2 separate regions of the Mus musculus genome follow, and region 1 is linked to region 2. The links are chromatin loops, found by intact Hi-C in ENCODE. Cell type or tissue: heart. All regions are shown on one strand. Links, peaks and the distances in the headings refer to the core of each region. The heading gives the core; the rest is flanking DNA.

Region 1 (10,074 bases), core at 806-8,805, 61 kb after region 2:
GAGTCTGTTGACTGTCCTCTTGGTGGGTGACGAGGCTTTCTGTTTCCTAAGATTCCTGGTACCCGAGTCCTGACGATGCTGCCCCTGAGTGCCCACCAGCCAGGGCTGAGCTAAGCAGAGAGAAGGTCTTGAGAGCCTGGAAAGTGTCTGAGAGACCCCTCCCTTTTCCCCATGGGGAGTGCTGAAGGGCTTGTCACAGGTGCACTGCAATGATGCTGAGGACCTTCCTGACTGAACTTCACCCATGACCCTTGCTCCTGTCCACGCCCCAGGACCATCGTCCATAGAGGGTGGGCTAATCAGAGCCAACCCTAAATCAATCCCAGACTTCCCTGGCCAGCCCTGAGTTATGAGCTGTCGGCATTGTGATGTAGATCACGGTTGGGGAGTAGGGGACATGACCTATGGCAGATCACACTGGACCCCCAGAAGGGGCCAGAGTTGGGGTCAGAGGTCATCTCCTCCATTCTCTGCCCCACCCTGCTGGGTCCCGTCCCCGGCCTAATATTTAAACTGGGTGAGGCCATTTTTGTACTGACCTGTGGCCCCAGCAGAATCTGCCATCAAGTCTACCTATAGCCTGCTCTTGGGAATAGCCTTCAGAAGAGAGAAAACAGATGTGGTAAACATGAATTTGGTTGCTTGATGGAGCCTGTGTTCCAAACCACACTCAGCTCCTTCCTCGGTACTTTGCCCATAGAATTGCTTCTACAGCCACCAAGTGTCCACTTCCCCATCTGATTGAATCCCATATGCAGACAGACACACGAGAGCATCCCAGGCCAGGAAGAGGAAGGGCGCAGCCAGATCAGCACCAAGCCTCACCCAGATGGAGTTCTCAGGCTTAGTAGAGGGTGGTTAGATGGCTAGAGAGGTGGCGAGAGCCAGCCAGTGAGCGGCATCAGAGAACTAGGATAAACTGAAAGAGAAGACACTGAACTAACACTCTCTCTTTCTCTCTCATGTTTTTTTACAGGGTGGGAGAATCAGGGGATCAAACCCAGGTTGTTACACATATTGAGCCTGGCTTTGGAAAGCATTAGAGCTGAGACAGTGCTGGCAGCTGAAGAAATGGCTTGGCAGTTAAGAGCACTTGCTGCCCTCTCAGATAACCCAAGATCTAATCTCACCATCCACACTGGCCTCTGTGGGTACCTAAACATACATGTGGAATGTACACACACACATGCACACACACACATGCGCGCACACACACACACATGCACACACACACATGCACACACACATGCACACACACATGCACACACATGCACACACACATGCACACACACATGCACACACACGCACATGCACACACACACACATGCACACACACACACACACACACACACATTTTAAGAGAGAGCATCTTGGGGTCCTGGGGCTGGAGATGATGGCTCAGTGCTTAGAGGCACTTGGTACTTTTTCAGAGGCTCAGGGTTTGGTTCCCAGACCCAGCATAGTGGCTCACAGACATTCAGTTACACAGGATCCAATGCTCTCTTCTGATTTCTGCAGATGTCAGACACACAAGTGGTGCACATATAGACATGTCATCAGACCACTCATGCACATTAAATAATTCTAAACAACATTTTAAATTAAAATGAAAGGACACACGGACACACATACAGAGACAGAGAGAGAGAGGAAGGGAGGGAAGGAGGGGGAGGGAGGGGGAGAGGGAGAGAGAGACAGAGACAGAAAGAGAATCTTACTCTATAACACAGGCTGGCCTTTAACTAACAGCATCCCTCCTGTCTCAGCCTTTCAAGTTCTAGGATCTCAGACATGACCTGCCATTAACTTTCAAATGTGACTCCCCCTACCCCATATAGGTTATTAGCAAAAATGAAGCTGAAGAAAAATTAGTATGGACAGTAAGGTGAACTTTCGTCAGAACCAACAGTGAAAAGACAAAGAACAGTTTGTAACACTTTTGGACCTCCGGGCCACCATACAGAAGCTCTATGACCGTTGGTTGAAATGAACATGTATCACCTGGGGTCTGACCAACACTTTCCTCCCACCATCTCTGTGATGGAGACATACACAGGCAAGGCCAAGACCCATGCTGGGAACCAAGAAAGGCATGGAGCTGAGAAGGGCATGGAGCCCGACAGAGTGCTGCTTTCCTCGGGGAGGAAACTTGGACAGGACACAGGACATGGACGTGGCTGACAGAGGGGAACAGAATCCTCACCAACCTCTCTGTGACAGACCTGGACCTCTGAGGCTCAGGGGCGCTGACTGTTCCTGCTCATGGCTTCCCCCTAGCGGCTGGACATGACCTGACAGAAACAGGATGCTCACTGGAGGCAAGAGGTGACCTGCTCTGGACCACTGAAGAGAATTACAAAGCAAATGTCCTTTCACTAGCTTAGTGTCCTCGAAGCATTTCCACACAGGCTGACGTTCCCTTGTCCTTCAGCGGCCACTTGCATGCGCTCCTTTCTCTTCGGACCTAGGAGAAATGGGCGGGGCTTTCTGTCTGCTGACCTGTTAACCCAATTGGATGCAGGTGGCAGATGTCCAAGGTGAAGAAAAAGCCAAGGGCACGGTTAATGTAGAGAGAGGAGCAATGTATTGTGGGGTTTTTTGTTTTGTCTTGTTTTGGTTTCGGTTTTGGTTTGAGACTGTCTTTGTGTAACCCTGACTGTTCTGGAGCTCGCTCCGCAGAACAGGCCACCCCCGAACTGCCTCTGTCTCCCAAGTGCTGGAATTAAAGGCATGTACCACCACTGCCTGGCTTAATATTTTCTCTTTTTACCATTATCTAAGTAACGTCACTCAAGTTCAAAAGGCAACCGATGAATCCTGCATGTTACTCACCAACCGCCTCTGCGTTCGGCCCTGTTTAGTGGGCGTTGTTCTGAGCAGAGGCTGCCAGCCTTGGCCTGCATTCGAACTCTCCAGGAGAGCTTTGAAATCCTCTTGTTTGGGCTGTGCCCCAGACAAGTGCCTCAGAATCCTTGTGTGGCCAGTGATGAGAACTGCTGCACCCCTTTCTAGTCATTCACAAGAGAAGCACCCACTTCACACTTACACACGCGTGCTCCAGATAGAATGTGTGTTTGCAAGTGTGTGTCCTTACATTTACTTCTTCCAATAGATTAACAGCATAGCTTAGCTCACAGGAATTTTCAGGACAAGACATTCCTTACGGATCTCAGTTTCTTTTTGTGTGTGCACATTTTCAGAAATGGAACTCAGGGCTAGTGCATGCTAGACTCAGCCACTGAGCCACACTCCCAGCCCTTATTCTAAAAATAATAAAATAAAATAAAAATAAGTAAAAACTTTTAAAAACATGCTTTCCTGGCTGGAGAGATGGCTCAGCGATTTAGAGCACTGACTGTTCTTCCAGAGGTTCTGAGTTCAATTCCCAGCAACCACATGGTGGCTCACAACCAACTGTATTGGGATATGATGCCCTCTTCTGGGGTGTCTGAAGACAGCTACAATGTTCTCACATAAAATAAACAAACAAATAAACTTTTTTAAAAAAACTTTTTAAAAAAAATTTGTTTGTTTATTTATTGTATGTGAGTACACGGTAGTGGTCTTCAGACACCCCAGAAGAGGGCATCAGATGTCATTACAGATGGTTGTGAGCCACCATGTGGTTGCTGGGATTTGAACTCAGGACCTTCAGAAGAGCAGACAGTGCTCTTAACCGCTGAGCCATCTCTCCAGTCCCCCATAAATAAACTTTTTTAAAAAATGCTTTATGTGTGTTTTGCCTGCATGGATGTATGTGTACTACCTGTGGGCCTGATGCCCACAGAGTTTGGAAGCAGCCATGGGATCCTCTGAAGCTGGAGTAATAGAGGGTTGTGAGTCACCATAGGGTGCTAGGAGCCAAACCCGGATTCTCTGCAAGAGGAACCAAGACTCTTAGCCTCTCTCTGCGCCATCTTTCTAGCTCCTGTCCCAGCCCTTAATCTTTGTGTGTGTGTGTGTGTGTGTGTGTGTGTATGAGAGAGAGAGAGACAGAGACAGAGAGACAGAGACAGACAGAGAGACAGAGAAAGAGAGAGGACATAAGAGGCCAAAGGATAACTTAGATGTTATTCCACCAATTGTTTGAGACTAGGTCTTTCTCTGACCTGGAGCTTGTCAAGTCATCAGGCTGGCTTGCTAAGGAGCCCCCAGGAATCCGTGGATTTCCACTTCCTTGATGCTGGCATCACACACAGACCATCTCACGTGGCTTTTTTTGTGTGAGGAATTCTGGGTATCAAACCCAAGTCCTTGTGCTTTGCATCATTCCAGCCTCCTGTATTCTTTTATGGTGGAGACATACTCTTCATACTGCTCCAATCCTTCTAGTAATAGTTTCTCCCCTCCCTCACCCCCAGCGGAGCCAACAGAGCCCTTCACACCTGCTAGTTCAGCACAGGGCCACTAAGCCACAGTCCCCCAAACAGCGCTGTGAGCTCCATACCAGACACTTCTGCTCATATATGTAAGTGCTGCTGTGGAAAAGGTTCCTAGAGGCAGGATTTCTAGGTAAATGTGTACTTTTGTTGGTGTGTGGCATTTTTGGGGGGGCTAGTTTATTGGGTTCTTATATCTACCATTCTTCCAACCCTTATTCCACTCTAATCCCTTCCAATCCCCCAGCACTAGGTAGGAGAAGAAGTTTAGAGGGGAAAGGGTGCATAGACCTCCCTAGACTACTTCCTGCTGATTAGAGGCATTGAGTTCCTTGGGGCAAGGCCAATCTCCATCATCAGGACATCTCCAACCAGCAAGCCAGCAATAGCAAGCCACAACGCCAACAATAGCAAACACAACAGCGGGGGAGCTGCTGTCATCACAGGTCACCTCAGGGATCTGGAATTTATATCCTCTCCAGAGCCTCCGGAATTAAACCAACTGCAGTTGGCAAAGATCACACTCCCCTAGAGTATAGTCAATGTTTGTGGGCAAACTGAAGCAGCCCATATCCCACACCTGACATTAAAACAAAAACATATTCACATAACAGAACTGTGTTTTTCAAGAAACCAAAACTCTCAGGGCTGGAGAGATGGCTCAGAGGTTAAAAGCACTGGCTACTTTTCCCAGAGGTTCTGAATTCAATTCCCAGCAACCACATGGTGGCTCACAACCACTTACAATGAGATCTGGTGCCCTCTTCTGGCCTGCCGCCTGGCCTTGGCTCTGTGATCCTCCTGCCTCAACTTCCCAGCAAGCCCAGCCACAGTTGTTATTTTGGTAGACACTGTCAACTTCTATCCAAAATTTCCTCACTGAATTTCTCTACAGGGTGGATACGTAATGTTACATTTAATTGTTGCTAAGCTGATGGCCCAAAATAGATGTATCATTATTGTTCTGTTATGCTTATGAGATAAAGTGTCCTTGTGTAGCCCAGGCTGGCCTTGCATTCTCTACCATCCTGCCTCTGCCTCCCAACTGCTGACATTACAGATCTATACCACTGTCCCTTTATTCTTGTTTTTTTGTTTATTTGTTTTGAGGCAGGATCTCTTTATTTAGTCCTGGCTATCCTGGAACTTACTGTGTGGACCAGACTAGCCTTGAATTCATATAGATCCTTTTCTTTGCCTTTTGAATGCTGGGATTAAAAGCATGTGCCACTATGCCTTCATTCATTCATTCATTCATTCATTCATTTTTAACTATTTAGTTACTTTTTTTTAATGTATTTATTTTATGTATATGAATACAGACACCCCAGAAGAAGGAGTCAGATCCCATCACAGATGGTTGTGAGCTACCATGTGGTTGCTGGGAATTGAACTCAAAACCTCTGGAAAATTACCCAGCACTCAACCTCCACCCCCATTTTATTTTTTTAAGACAGGGTTGCTCTTTGTAGCCCTGGATGTAGAACTCAGAGATCAACCTGTCTCTGCCTCCCTAATGCTGGAATTAAAGGCGTGCACCTGACATGCCTGGCTTTCTTTTTTTTGTTGTTTTTTGTTTGTTTGTTTGTTTGTTTTTAATTTGCCTTGTGCTACTTTCTTGTAGGACTAAAGATCTTTTCATATAGTTATTGATCATTTGTATTTCTTGTATGAATTTAATTGCCTTTTTGGCAATTTTTATGGATTTATGAGGAGATGTTGCTGTTATTTGTTTTAGTAGAATATCTTTTATGCATTCTTTGATGAGTTCATACGTGTAAATAACATTTCTTAATTATGGTGTCCACTCCCAATTCTCCCTCCCCCACTCCTCCGCAAGCGCCCCCCTTCCCCCACAGGCACCCCAAGCTTGACCTCCTCGTCCTTTTTTATCTTTTCTTCATTTGTTTTTTGCAGCCCACTGAGTCAAGTTAGTATTCTCTTTGGGGTGCTGATACTCCGATTGATTGGTTTGATCTTGAGCAGGCAATCATAGCAGCATAGATCTTTCAGGCTCCTCTTCCAAAAGATTCCCCGAGCCTTGTGAGCCTTACTATAAATGATCCACTTTGGGCACCCAACATTCTGACCAGTCATGAGTCTCTGCCGTCACTGCTGCCCACTGAAGAGAGAGGCTTCTCTGGCCAAGGTTGAGGGCAGTGCTGATCTGTGTATAAACAGAAATACTTAGAAGGAAGCTTGCCAACATGTTCACTTAGCAAGACAACAGTCGTCGGCTCCCCTTAGGATCTGTGATCTCCCTAGCTGCGGGCTTTTGATCAGGTTTAGAGTACTAGGCATGAGTTCCTGACTGTGAGCAGGCCTCAGATCTAATCCCAAAGCAAAGGAGGATATGTCAGACACTAAGGATTATAACTAATGTAACTCAGCATATATGTGGTGTAAGACAAAGATGAGCAAGAACACCTGATGCTTTTGCAACAACCGAGTTCTTTAAGGCCCTTGGATCACAACACTCTTAAAAAGCTGGCAATCAAGGGTGAGTATGTAAGACCACCCTGGACAAAAAGGCTAACCCCAGTGAAGGACATAAGGGAAACCTAGGAAAGAGCCAAACAGGATGCCCTGATTCCTAGGCTGTTGAGGGACTGGGAGATGGCTCAGCCAGTGAAGGCTTTCTGGGCAAGCACGGAGTCCCTAGTTGAATCTCCAGAGCCCAAGTTAAAAACTCCAAGACCAGCATTTCAATATCTACCAAGGATTCATTTCCTGGTTCCCAGACATCTGCTGTGTCCCACATAAAGGAAACACAAGGCATTCTCTGGCTCTACTCACCTAGCACTGGTCCCTTCCCCAAAACTGTGCTTCCAGTACCATGGGGGACAGGGACAACGTACTGGACGAGATAGCAGTGTGTGTGTGGTTTAGGAGTGTATGCCAGGTTCATGGTGAGCACACAATGATAGGTAGTCTCTGTTCCCCAGTTAATCTACAAAGATCAATGCAATTCCTATCAAAAGTTTATTAAAAAATTTAAAGTTTTCAACAGTTGGGTTGGGGAGACTCTTCGGATATAGGAGCTTGCTGCTAAGCCCAGCAACCTGAGTTTGATTCCAGGCCCCACCTGGAAGGAGAAACAACTTCTGTAAGTCCTTCCATGTGTGCCCTGTGGCATGCATGACCACTGGAAGACACAGACACATACAAAACTAAATAACTAAATGTGTGATTTTTAAAGTTTTAAGAGAATTCAACGATCTTACTTGCAATTTTATACAAGAGAATAAAAATTCGTTTGGTAAAACATCCTAAAATGTGGAGGGTTCACCCCATTATCTAGCCAGAGAAGCATTGCCACCCCAATGGTCTGGCAGCATGGCACAAAATGTTAAACGGAATTCTAAGTTTGTGCGTGGTTAGGTGGCACCAGAAATCGGCAGAGAGAACGGCTTAGTCTGTGCAGTGGACTCAGTCAGTGGGGAAAAACGAGGTTAGATCTGGTCGTCATCGGCTTGGGGAACCTGAACGAAATTCTGAAGCTACTGTTCTAGGGGCCGGGAGTCCAGGGTCAGGACCCTGCAGCCTCCGTTTCAGGTGAAGTCCAGAGTTAGGACACCGCAGCCTCCATTTCTGGTGAGAGTCCAGAGTTAGAACCCTGCAGCCTCCATTTCTGATGAGAGTCCAGGGTTAGGAACCCACAGCCTCAATTGCTGCTGGGATTCCAGGGTCAGGCACAGCAGCCTCAGTTCCTGGTGAGAGTCCAGGGTCAGGATTCCGCAACATCCATTGCAGTTGGGAATCCAGGCTCAGGACCCCGCAGCCTCGGTTGCTACTGGGAGTTCTTGCCCTGGGCTGGATCCCCTCACTGCGTCTTCAGTGACGGTTTCTCCTACAGGCACAGAGCTTTCTACTGTCTTCTTCCTTCCAAGGACAGTAATCCTCTTAGGTCAGGGTCCCACCTGCCTTTATGCTCTCAGTAACATCTGCGGGTGCTGAGAATGGAACCCAGGGACTTCTGCCTGCCAGGCAAACACTCTACCACTTAGCCGCATCCACCCGTGCCCACTCTGGTTTTTATAATGTTTCATCGTGACATTTTCCTCTGCATCATTGTCCTTGGCTCCCGTGACGGCCATCTCTCTCTGCTGTGCTCTCTGCCGCTCCCAGCTTCTCTGCAAGTGGCTCCCTTTCAGTTAGATCTAAATCCAAATCCACGTGTGAAAGAAAGCACCCACACAGGGCCTGAGCGTCTCTTGCTCCCCGCCCCTTATGGACACCTCCTCCTCCCTGCTTGACCCTTCCTTTGTGTGTGTGTGTATACATATACATATATACAGTTGAATATAGATTCCACATTTAAGAAAAAAATCACTTGATATTTTCTAATCTGGGTTATTACACTTAATGTGATTGTCTTGTTTACATCCATTATTCCCCCAAATCACATGACTTCATTCTAAATGGCCAGGTAACGCTCCCTTGCATACACGGACCACACTTTCTTCATCCACTCGTCTGTTGATGAGCATCTGGTCTGGCTCCCTATCTAGGCTGTTGTGAACGGTGTTCCAGGAAGCATGGGTGCCTGGGCATGCTGACTGCAGCATGTGCTCAGGAGTGGAATGGCTGGCCGGTGGGACAGCTTTCCTTTTCCTTTGGAGGAACTCGAATAATCCTTACCATTATGGCTACCAATTTGCATTCCTGCCAGCAGGGAATAAGAGCTCCTCTTTCTCACATCCTGACTAGTGTGGTGTATCCTTGCTCACTTTCTTCCTTTCTTTCTCTTACTTTTTTTTTTTGAGACACAGTTTCTCTGTGTAGCCCTGGCTGTCCCAGAACTCTCTCTGTAGAGCAGGCTGCCTCATTCTCCTGCTTCCATAACCTCTCGGTTGTGGTAGATTGAACCCTAGAGCTGTGAGACAAAATAAACTGTTCCTTAAGGTACATTCACCCCTGGAAGAATGGGAACGTTAAATGTGGTGGATGCACACACCTGTGCTCATCCACCTGCGTGGACACACCTGCGCTTATGCACCTCTGGAAGAATGGGAAAGCTAAATGTGGATGCACACACCTGTGTGCATTCACTTGTGTGCACACACCTGTGTGCATTCACTTGTGTGCACACACCTGTGTGCATTCACTTGTGTGCACACACCTGTGTGCATTCACTTGTGTGCACACACCTGTGTGCACATGCCTATGTCTATCCACCTGTGTGCACCCACCTGTGTGCATCCACCTGTGCACATGCACCTGTGTGCACACACCTGTGCTCATCCACTGGGATTCCATACAGCAGCTAGCTCTAAGGTGACTAGAGAAAAAGAAAGCTGTAGATAGGGTGTCTGTAAATGATCAGAGATGTCTGGCCTATAACGTCATAGATATTTTCTACCTACTGCATAGAATTCCACATTTGACTCTGATGGCTTGGGGTAGAGCAGCCATCTTGTGACTAAGGAACAATAAGAGAATTCCAGGCAAGGCCCTGAGACCATCAGATCAGATCCCTTAACCAAGACCAGCTTGCTGTCCCTGAAATAGTTTGCACGTGCAAAGTAAAACTCTAGTTTGCTAACCCGTGCACATCCGTTAGAGTGCAGTGGCAGACAGCAGAAATTTCGTTGGCTAGTTCAGACAGAAAGGGCTGGAAAAGCAGGCTCTAGGTCACAAACTACTGCCAGCTTTGGCAGTCACATGACCTCTGCCTGTGATTGAGAAATCACAG
Region 2 (10,074 bases), core at 1,414-9,413:
TATTTGGAGAAATGGTAAGAGTTCCATACCGGCTGCAATCCTCTCAGTGTACAAGTCTTTCATACACCTCTGGGTAGGGAGACATAATTAACCAATTGACCACTACCAACAAAAACAACCCAACCAAACAAGCAGATGGATCCGCTGCATATACATGTTTGACAGACATCTCTGACATACAGCCATTGTCGTACATTTTGCTGCTCTGTCCAATACATGGGGAGACTCTGGCCCCGAATGGCTTGTACTATTAATGTCACTGTAAAACCAAATCCTAGGGCTAAAAAAAAAAAAAAAAAGAAAAAAGAAAAAAAAAAGAAAAATACTAATAGAAAAAAGAGTTCATTTGTATCTTGCAATATCCTGTTGATTGTTTAGCCTTCATCCTGGAGAACTGACCCTGGGGTAGAGATAAAAGTGCTATGTATTGTAGCATGTTACCTCTAGGGGGCCTTTGGGGGGCTTACAGAAACCTTGTGGGGGGTTTGGGGTGCTTATTGCATTCAGTGTCATGTCTGTCTGCTTTTCTCCAGGCTCAGGTAGATACGGAAAGGGGTTCAGATATTCTGAACTGCCCTGTCCTGCAGAGGGGTTGTCACAAGCTCCTGGCTGCACGGTTCTTCCTGCTTCTGCCATATCCCTCCAGCCAGCAGGGCTCCCCTTCCCAGCCGCTCAGGGCTGGCAAGGACAGCAGTGTTGGCTGAGATAAGGCTGTAGGCTCTTCCATTTGTAGAATAACGCTCTCTAACAGGACCTGATGGAAAGATGGAGCTGCCTCTGGACAGAGCCCACTTGGTCTTGTTTCTACGACGGCTTTTGTGAGAAAGGGACTCAGTAGTCATTCTTTAGGGTGTCACAGCTTCCCCTGGCCTTTCCTTTCAGCTCACCTTGCTTTCTGCTTAGTGGCCTGCCCACTGTTGTTGGGGGATGGCTTCTAGAGGGGCGTCATATCTTCCATTCCATCCCCCACTTTATAGAAGACAGTTCTTAGTCCAGGGTGTCTCAGCTGACCACAAGGTCTCAAAGCCAAGATGCTGCACTCGAATGCCAGAAAGTCTCTCTGAACCAAATCAACACAAACTCTCCCTGAGCATAGTATGGAGGGAATCGAGTGGCCCATCAGTAGACACATCAGATGCACCAGTCCGCCTTGCAGTAGAAGCACTTTGGATGTAATCTCACAGTCCACCTGACTAGTTTTGCATAGAACAAACCACAGCCAGTCAGTGAGCAGAGCTTTCTATCTTCTTGGACCGGTAGACACTGTCCAACTCTCCCAGCTCAGAGAGTGTGTCCGTGTCACCACAGCTAGGACAATTCTAGAGCGCCACCTGCAGGCAACATCGCAAACAGCACAAAACAGGAGCTGACCTGTGGTTATTCTTTTTAAGAGAATTATAAATACTGTAATATATAATTTTATTTTATTGGCATGCCTTTTTGTAAATACAAATTACTAACTTATTAAATAGGAAATGGCTTCTGGCTTACGCCATTGTCATGGTTATTTTTATTTTTTATACTTTCCTTTCTTCTTAGAATTTAGAAGCTGTCAGCCAATGTATACCCCTAACCAGACAGACAGACAAAAAATTTTTTATTGCTAATGGTATTTTCCAAAACAACAAAATATATATATATTTTTGTTCCAATGTGCAATAAATTCTAACCACTTCTATGCAAGATTTGGCTAAACTCAATCATTGTTCTTAGATCTTGAGATGGGCAACAGCTATTTGATCCTGCTAGGAACACCAAGCGCCATGCTAGTAATGTTCAGCGATTAGATCTGACCCTCCTACCCCAGCTCCTGACCCAGCCCAGCAGGCTGTGCCTCAGTTTCTCACACCCTCCAACAGCCTCGCAGGGAAGAAGCCACCTCCGAGTCTGCTTGCTCTAACTTTCACTCTGATCAGACCTCTCCCAGCAATGCCCCTCACCTTCCATCTGTCCACCCAGCCACTCTCTGCCCGCCTCGCTCTCTCTGTCCCACTCCATGATCCTTTCTTGTGAACCACACCATCACCAGCAGTTCACACCCGCAGTTAACAGGCATCGAACCTTAAAGAATCAGCTACGGCAGGTTTTGGTTGGTTTGGTTTTGTTTTGCGTCCTCATTGCGTGAGCAAGTGGCAGGGCTTTGCCAAATATTCATGAAGCCTGTCAAAGAGCGGCAGCAGCCAGTACCACTGCACATATATATATAGATATATAAATATAATATAAATATTTATTTTTTGTAGCCGGGTCCTTGGTGCAGTATTTATATTCCACGATCCTCCTTTAAAAATAATAATAATAATAATAAAAAGGACAAAAAAGCAAAAAGTCATGTGATGCTGTTCATTTAAAACGCAGAGCCAAAGCCCCTGAGCAGTAGTCGCCATGACTACTGGTTGTGTGAAAACACTCCCTTCTTCCTTAACTTCCCTGTGGCTTAGGGTGAGAGGCTGGGAGTCACAGGGCAGAGGGTGGGAGCAGGAAAGCCGAGTCTGAGTGATCTGCTCTCACCATCTGGAAATGAGCCACTTGGGCATCTGAAGCTGCGCACAGAGAGACAAGCTCCCCCTCAGGGCCCCTGAAGCGACATAGAGTGCCCAAAGGGCTTCTCTCATCACCACAACCCACGTAAACTGTAAGAGACCCATAGTGTGCTAGTGAGTGCATGGAGCCTGATGCTGCCCTAAACGATACCTGATCTTTAGAAAAGTAAATCACTATTAGCCAAAAGGAAACAAAATTTACAAAACAAACAAACAAACAAAAAATACGGCCCTTTTTAACCACACAAGGGAAGCCCGTCTTGCTGTGTGTCTGTTTGACTTTCCAGTTATTGAGGTCTGGGAACTGGGACCCTGGAGCTTTGGGGAAGGAGAAAGGAAAACAGAGCCCCCCCCCCCCAATTCTAAGTAGGTACTGCAGAGAAAAGCCAGGTCCTGACCCCCCAGGTCCCTGCTTACTGATTGCATGTGGCATTACCCCTTAGACTGGACCCCCCTCCCTCACCGTTTCCACCCAGCAGAGCCCCCCAGAGATGACTTCAACCAACCTAGCTGGTCTGGCCTTACTTCTGCCTTGTTCATGGTTATGATTTAAGAAAGAAAGAAAAAAAAAAAACCTCTCCTGACCCCCCACCTCCCAAGGCTAGCGCAAGCACGCTGCCCGGCAGCTTCCAGTCCACCAGCTCGTGCTGGCCCTGCCTTCCATCCACTCCCATTATCAGACCGGCAGACTGGGGCTGTCCCCTTCACATTTGTGCAGGGGAGGGGGCATCCCTTGGGGACATCCCTCTCCAGGCCATGTCTCCTGGTCTAGGAACACTCAGGAGGATCTTGAAGTGCCCACTCTAGTCCACTCTAGTAGCTGAACTAGAGAGAGTCGGCTGGTAGGTCAGTCCCTGTCCTTGTCCCTCAGCTCCAGCCTCCAGGCCTTCTGTGGAGGTGAAATTGCCATGGGTCCGGACATGGTGACCTGAACCCTGGGCATCTTCTGGAACGATGCCTCTTTCTTTTCTCAGATGTTGCCCAAAGTTTTGCAAAAAGCTTCCTTCATTTTCAGGTACTCCCCCGCCCCCTAAAGAATTAGCTGCCGTCAGTCAGCCAGGGGGGTCAGGAGAAGAGGAAGTCTGGGTTCAGAGGACAAGACTTGCACCCCGGCCTGTGCTTCTTGCCTCTTCTCAAGACTGCCAAGATTTCCTCCATTAAAACACTCCTGAGGCACCCCTGCCCCTGACCCCACTGCTGTTTGCTGTACATAGAGGCTAAGTGGGGTGAAGTGGGCAGGTGTGCACATGTATGTGTGTGTGTGTGTGAAGAATGTACATAGGTAAAGGGGAGCGTGGTCCAGTGGTTCCAGAAGAGGGACAGAACTGTGTTCCATCCCTAGCTTGACCACTGGCTCGCTGTGTGGCCTTGGGCAAGTCACTTAACCTCTCTGTGCCTCAGTTTCCCCATCTGTAAAATGGGGGTAATAATACTGACCTACCTCACAGGGGTGTTGTGAGGCTTTAACTAGATGTTTTGTAAAGCGTTCTGAGATACAGAGACAAAGGCGCCAGGGAAGGGCAAAGTATTCTTTGGACTTGAGGAAGAGGAACTAGTACCATAAACGCTGCTATTCTGAGAGCCATTTTAAACTGCACTGCTCCACCACCCCCCGCTTCTCATCACCAGGACAGCAGGTCGAGAAATGTCTTTCCTTGCACTTGCTTCTGGGGTTTGTGATTCTTCTGATTTTTCCCTTTGCTGTATCTCCTTCCTTACCCCTCCACTCGTTCCCTGTTCTGTTAATGCGGAAATGGCAGAAATGCTTGAGAAATGAGAATGTATAAGTGGATTGGAAGTTTATAGTCTGGATTTTCAATTTTACTTTGTACTGTACATCTTTTTACTTTAGAATTTGCAATAAAGGGTTACGTCAATCTTGTTTTCAACTCTCCTCTTGGAATGGCCTGTCATTCTGTCATGGCTCTCTCGCTCCAGGCCCCTAACTCTAGGATTCCCTGGCAACAGACACTCCGGGGTTTGGTTTCCAGGTAGGGCTGACTCGTCCCTCAGAGGTGGGTGGGAAAGTGGCCCGAATGACTGAGTGGTGCTATGCGCGGGCACGCGGCCTTGCAAGTCACACAACTCCAGTTCAAGAGGCCAACTGTGACTCTAAGGAGTAGGGAGCAGTTTCCTGGTACACAGCAGACAGACGAGAGAGTATCCAAAAGCAGGGGCACGCGGGCGCTGGGAAACGCTGGGGACCCCGGGCCAGCTCCCTTGTCCCCACTTCCATCCAAGCAGCCACAGACTGCTCCCTCCTCCGCTTTAGGAAACTTTATAGCGGTGCGCCGCCGTCAAGCGGTTCACAGAGACGGGCAGAGGGGCAAGGGTGGCTGCGGCGCCCAGGACCGAGGCAGGAGCGGCTCCGTTTCCCAGCTGCAGGGCGTCCGAGCCGGCCTGGGCCGGGAGGCGGCGGCCTGGCCGCGGGCACGAGGCCACGCCGGGTCGTCGTCGCGGTTGTCGCCGGTGATCCACAGCGTGAGCACGGTGATCAGCGCCCCGGTGCACAGCGCTCCCAGGAAGCCGGCAAAAAGGCCGAGCGCCAGCGGCCCCACCCAGGCTGAGAGGCTGCGCGTGTACGGGGGCTGCGGCAGGCGCTCCATGATCAGATCCAGCTTGTCCCAGTCAGGCGCGGGGGCGGCGGCGCGGCGAGCACGCGGAGCCGGGACAGGGACCCTGGCGGGACCGGGGGCGGGACCCGGGACGGGGGCGGGGACCGGGACCGGGACCGGGGCCGGGGCTGGGGCCAGGAGTTGCTGCAGGTAATTTGCGCCGGTCCTCCGCAGCTGCAACGTCGCCTGCTGGTGGAGGTTCTTGGCCAGCTCCCGTGCCACATCCGGGCGGCCACTGCGCCGTAGGGCTCGGGCCACGCGGTCCCACGACAGGGACGGAGCCTGAGCGGCCAACCAGGTTGCCAGCGCCTCGCGGCAGCGGTCAGAAACCTCACTGGACTCGGATGTGCCCTCCCTCCCCTCCGAAGCCTGCGCGGTTGTGGCCCGCAGCGGCTCTCCCACCGAGTCCTGCGCCCTAAGCGAGGGTGTGGGTGGCTCGGGCGTTGCCCGCCGGTCCGCAGATAGCCGGACCAGCTCCGCTGCCGCCCGCCGCTGTTGTCCCACCGAGTCCTGCGCCCCACGCCGGGATGCGGGTGGCTCGGGCGTCGCCAGCAAGTCCTCAGATAACCGGGCCAACTCCTTGTCCAGGTCGGGCTCGGGTACCTCGAGGAGTGAACGAAAGTGGTTGCACTCCTCGGGGGTCAGCAGTTCCGCCAGGCGGACTGCTGTGTGGGGGCCCATGGCGTCCAGCGCGCTCGTGAGGGGCAGCAACCGGTTACAGAGGGCCAGGATCAGCGCCCACACCATGACTCGGCCTGAGGGAGGGGCTTCGAATGCCGAGGCTCTGTTGCAAGACTGGAGATTGTGGCGTAGAGGCGAGGAACTTTTGTGGAAAGCTGAACGCTCTAGGCAGAGACAACTCAGCTAGGGGGGGGGGCGCAGATCTGACTGCTCAGGGTCCAGAGGAACGAGGTTCCCAGCAGCTCTCCTTCCCCCACCCCTGCAGCTCCCCATTCCCACCCCCTCCACCTTATGGAGGGCAGGAACTGGTGACCCAACCCACAGCAATGGCTGTGGAACTGGGTAGGAATCTGGACCTTATATTGAAGTGCCTACTCTAACCCCACTGATACCCCAACCTCTTCTAATTCATTTACCACCCTTTGCCCTCTAACAGAAGCCCTGGACCCTCTGCTCACTATCAGCGTCCATATTCAGTCAAGGTCTCCCATGCCTGGTTGTTAGCCTGCTAGCACGTATGACTGCTAGTCTAAACCCTCATTTTAAATCTGAGCAAATTCCCAGTTCCCCCATCCACACACTGGGCCCACACTTATCTCACATCATTTCCCAAGGTGGCTTGACTGTGGGCCCTACTGTCTCATCCCTTCTGGGAGCCACGTACAAGCACAGTCAACACACACATATCCCCGGCCCCCTATCACACCCAACACGCTGCTGTTAGATCTTTTTACTGCCCTGCCCATGAGAAGGAAGTCTTCACGTTGCTCCAACACTGACTAGTGCCCAAGTTTCAGGAAAGGCCTGTTGACTGCCTGTGTGAAGTTTTGTGAACCAGTCCCCTAGCCACAGCTACCTATACGCCTGTAAGTCGAGGCTTCATTGTAGTGTACCAGGCCTTAAGGGTAGCTTAGTCTCGCCTGACTCCTCTAGCCTCAGGTCTCCACAATCTCGCCTCCATTTTATGCTCTTCTGACAAATATGAATGGTGCCAAGAACACTCTCTCCAGCCTCCACATTTTGCTGGCCTCTAGCCCTCCTACCTGGGAAGGTTCCTGACTTGCCATTTGTGACTACTCCCCGCTTCCCCTCCCCACTCTGTGTGGTGTGGAGCCCTGTGTGTGCATCTGTACAGGCCTGAGGCAAACCTGCTCTATCCCTTCCCTCCCTACTAAAAGTCAGACTCTCTCAGTTGAATCCAGAGTTCACTGATAGGGTTAGCCCAGCTAGCCATCTTAATCTGAGGGAGCACCTAGTTCTGCCTTCCAAAGGGCTGGAATTGCTGAGTTGCCCCAGCGATGCAGCTTTGCATGGGTGCTGGGGATCCAAACTCTGATCCTCACACTTGCATGGTACTGCACCCGTTGAACCATTTCCCCAGCTCTCTTGGGCATTCTTAAGAGAAGCCATGTGTCCTTCAGTGCATCCCTCCAATGAGTGCAGAGATTCTAGGGTCTACTCGCCAAGTTCCAGGTGACTGTGTCACCATCAAACAACTGTGTCAGCCGTGAGAAGACTCCTAGGGCCCTCCCCCCAGCACCCCTACCTAGTTTTTATAGTTACACATGCTCTGTTTGCGAGGCTGTCCCCACTGTGAATTCTCAGGGGTACCCCTGGCAATTTGGGGAGGTGGCTTGATTTGGCATTCCCACGATGTCTTCAAATGCTAGGTACATGGCAAACTGCGGGAGAGCTTATCTGGACCGCCAAAAACCAAGAGGTTATCGCTCTTTGAATCCTGGAAATACATGCATTTGTCTCCCCCACACACACACCCCCGCCCCCAGAGGCTGCTTCTGGTGTTGCCTCTGTGAACCTGTAGTGAGCCCTAAGAGAGAGAGCCAAGAATACTGTTCCCTTGGCCCATGGTACATTTTTAAGAGTCCAGCTGTGTGTGGCAGGCAAGGACCTGCCTCTCCACAGAACTTTTAAACGGTGTCCCTAATTTTTCTGTGGCAGGATTTTCCCTGTCCAATTACATTAAAATATTAGTGCAGCAGGAGGCCTGTGATTGGACAGGGGAAAGGGAGGCAGCCTGAAGAGTTGCAGGGACAGAGAGGGACTCAGAGGAGGAGAGGAAAAAACCAAGATGGAGGACAGACAGGAAGAAGATCCTGAAGCAGCATGGCTTTGAATAGCCACAGGTAGATATGACATCATAAAGGAAAGAATAATTGGGATTGCTTGTCTAATCTAGGTGGGCAGCTTGTAACATTATCGATTGGCCCTGAAATTATTGTGTGGGCATCTTGTGAACTGAAAATTTATTGACACGTAAATCCGACTCCTTAATTATAAGCTTCTAGAATTTTGTTTCTACCGGGTTGCTGGGTGTTGTGGAGGCTGACCGTGGGGTGGACAGTCGTTGCATGGGGCTGGCATAGCAGCAAAGGTAACTCGGGAGCTCTGGCCTTGATGGAGAATTGGAGGGCAGAGAGTAAGTGGTTGGAGCTCAGGAACTTGGTGGTTTCTTTTCTTTCTTTCTCTCTTTTTTTTTCTTTTCTTTCTTTCCTCCTCCTCCTCCTCCTCCTTCTTCTTTTTATTATTTCCCACAACATTTTTCCCGCAACGGCTTCTTACCGTGAGTGATAACCAGGACTGAACAGCAGGGTGGAAATGGGCAAAAGATCTCATGTGGCCCGCAGGACTTGGCTTCAGATGTCTCCAAACCTTGCCCTCCACCCTGTGGAAGACAAATATGACCCTCATCATGCTCACCCAGGGCTACTGCCCTGCTCTTGGGAGCCCCTCTTCCTCTTCCAGTCCCAAGGAACAGAAACACTCAGAACCACAGCCAGGAGACTGACAGACCCAAGTAGCCAACACTCCCCATATCCCACTACCCACAAGAAATCCTCTGGATGCCACACATCATAACTTTAATACTGTGTAATATCTTCTTTTAAAATACAGTGTCTTCTGAGGTAGACAGGCCACAACTGCAGAACATCATCAGATAGGAGATAAATATGTCCATGTACAACACACAGCAAAATGAGGTAGAAATGGGTTACAACCGAGAGAGGATCCCAACCCAATGTTAGCAGAGGGAGTGGAGGGCCGGTGTGCCCTCCCCTGCGCTCCATCCCTGGATTCTTTGGTATGCCCCCCAACATTGCTAGGGCTAGACCCGCCCTGCCATCCTGCCCCATGCTCGTGAGGTAGGTGCTGCAGCCGGGGGCTGTCTTCTTGTGCAAAGCTTCCAAACCGGGAACAGAAAGAGCCCAGCAAAGGAAGTGTGGGGACCCCAGCGGTGGGTCCATGTACTCCTAACCCAGCCCACCCCCCCCCCACTTTCCTGCACCGGTATCCCCACCCCCACCCCAGACCTGAGAGAACTCCCTTACTCTAGGCCCCACCGAGGATCATCTGCAGTATCACCCTGGGCCACTTGCTCTGAAGCATCAAGCCCTGTACTTGGTCGGCTGGCTCCAGAGAGAGGCTTGGAGAGAACAAGGATGAAGGAGACATAGTAGCTCTCCTGTTCACACTCCTCACACCTGCCCTCAGCACCCTGCCCCTGCTCCTGCCATGTCTCTCATGGTATTCTCAGCATCTAGAACATGAAGGGATCTAGGAGCTGTAGGGGCAAGGGGTAGGGGGGCTAAGGTGGGACAAAGATAGGGGGTGTACCTTCTTTGCACCAAAGAGTGTGAAATGGCCTGAGGGGACCAAAGAGCCTTATCAAGAGAAGGAGCAGGAGGGATGTGGTTTGCAGAGAAGTCTGGACTAACGTCACAGGAAAGCACCCAGTTCCCTCCAGGCCCTCAGTTTAGACCCAGAGCTCCATGGGGACAAGTAGACACCCCACACAGAGACACAGAACCCTTTCCAGGGCAGTGCTCTGTCTCGTCACAGGGTGCCTGGCTCCTAGTAGTCAATGTTGTGTCCAGCCAGACTTGTGGCTAGACCACGTTCACGCCAGAGGCAATCCTCTTAGCCTGTTATTGAGCACCTCTGACAGAACCTGCTTCCAGTCAGATGGCCTGAGAACCTTCTGCCCAGCTGAATGGACAAGAGCACCCCAACTCTCTGCAAGGTTCACAGACCACCGGAAGCTGAGGACTGGGGCCCACGGGGAAGAATGGTAAGAAGGCAGCAAGCAGCACCCCCTGGAGCCTCTGCCCCATCCTCTTGCTTGCAAGCTGGGCCTGGGGAGAAAGCCCCTAGATACATTCTGCGTCTATCCCAGGGACAGCAGTCTGGGGCTCGGGTCTGGTCTTTCCTCATTAGCC

The links. A loop is a pair of places that touch in the nucleus more often than their neighbours do. Peaks named below come from ENCODE experiments on the same cell type or tissue, not always from the same donor. Only the 100,000 strongest peaks of a DNase experiment are listed, where the experiment ranks them.
Region 1: a loop joins it to region 2, with 2.5 times the contacts of the local background. A loop is called at or near these places in 7 of 42 quality-filtered maps.

The regions. Positions count from the first base shown.
Region 1 is chr15:101,103,324-101,113,397 of GRCm38, forward strand. It overlaps Gm41402 (a long non-coding RNA gene), which reads left to right. Exons shown (of 2, transcript XR_875666.1): 1 at 1-1,147; 2 at 1,839-2,742. Among named protein-coding and RNA genes, the nearest start is that of Gm41402, 5.4 kb to the left of the region's middle. In heart, for the core only: a CTCF peak has its summit at 5,133 (motif pointing left); DNase peaks (open chromatin) are centred at 2,278 and 4,768; H3K27me3 peaks cover 439 bases.
Region 2 is chr15:101,041,493-101,051,566 of GRCm38, forward strand. It overlaps Scn8a (sodium channel, voltage-gated, type VIII, alpha), which reads left to right. Exons shown (of 26, transcript NM_011323.3): 26 at 1-4,446. It overlaps Fignl2 (fidgetin-like 2), which reads right to left. Exons shown (of 1, transcript NM_001214911.2): 1 at 8,700-10,074. Among named protein-coding and RNA genes, the nearest start is that of Fignl2, 7.9 kb to the right of the region's middle. In heart, for the core only: a CTCF peak has its summit at 5,338; DNase peaks (open chromatin) are centred at 3,229, 5,289 and 5,919; H3K4me3 peaks cover 1,711 bases; H3K27ac peaks cover 1,392 bases; H3K27me3 peaks cover 7,595 bases.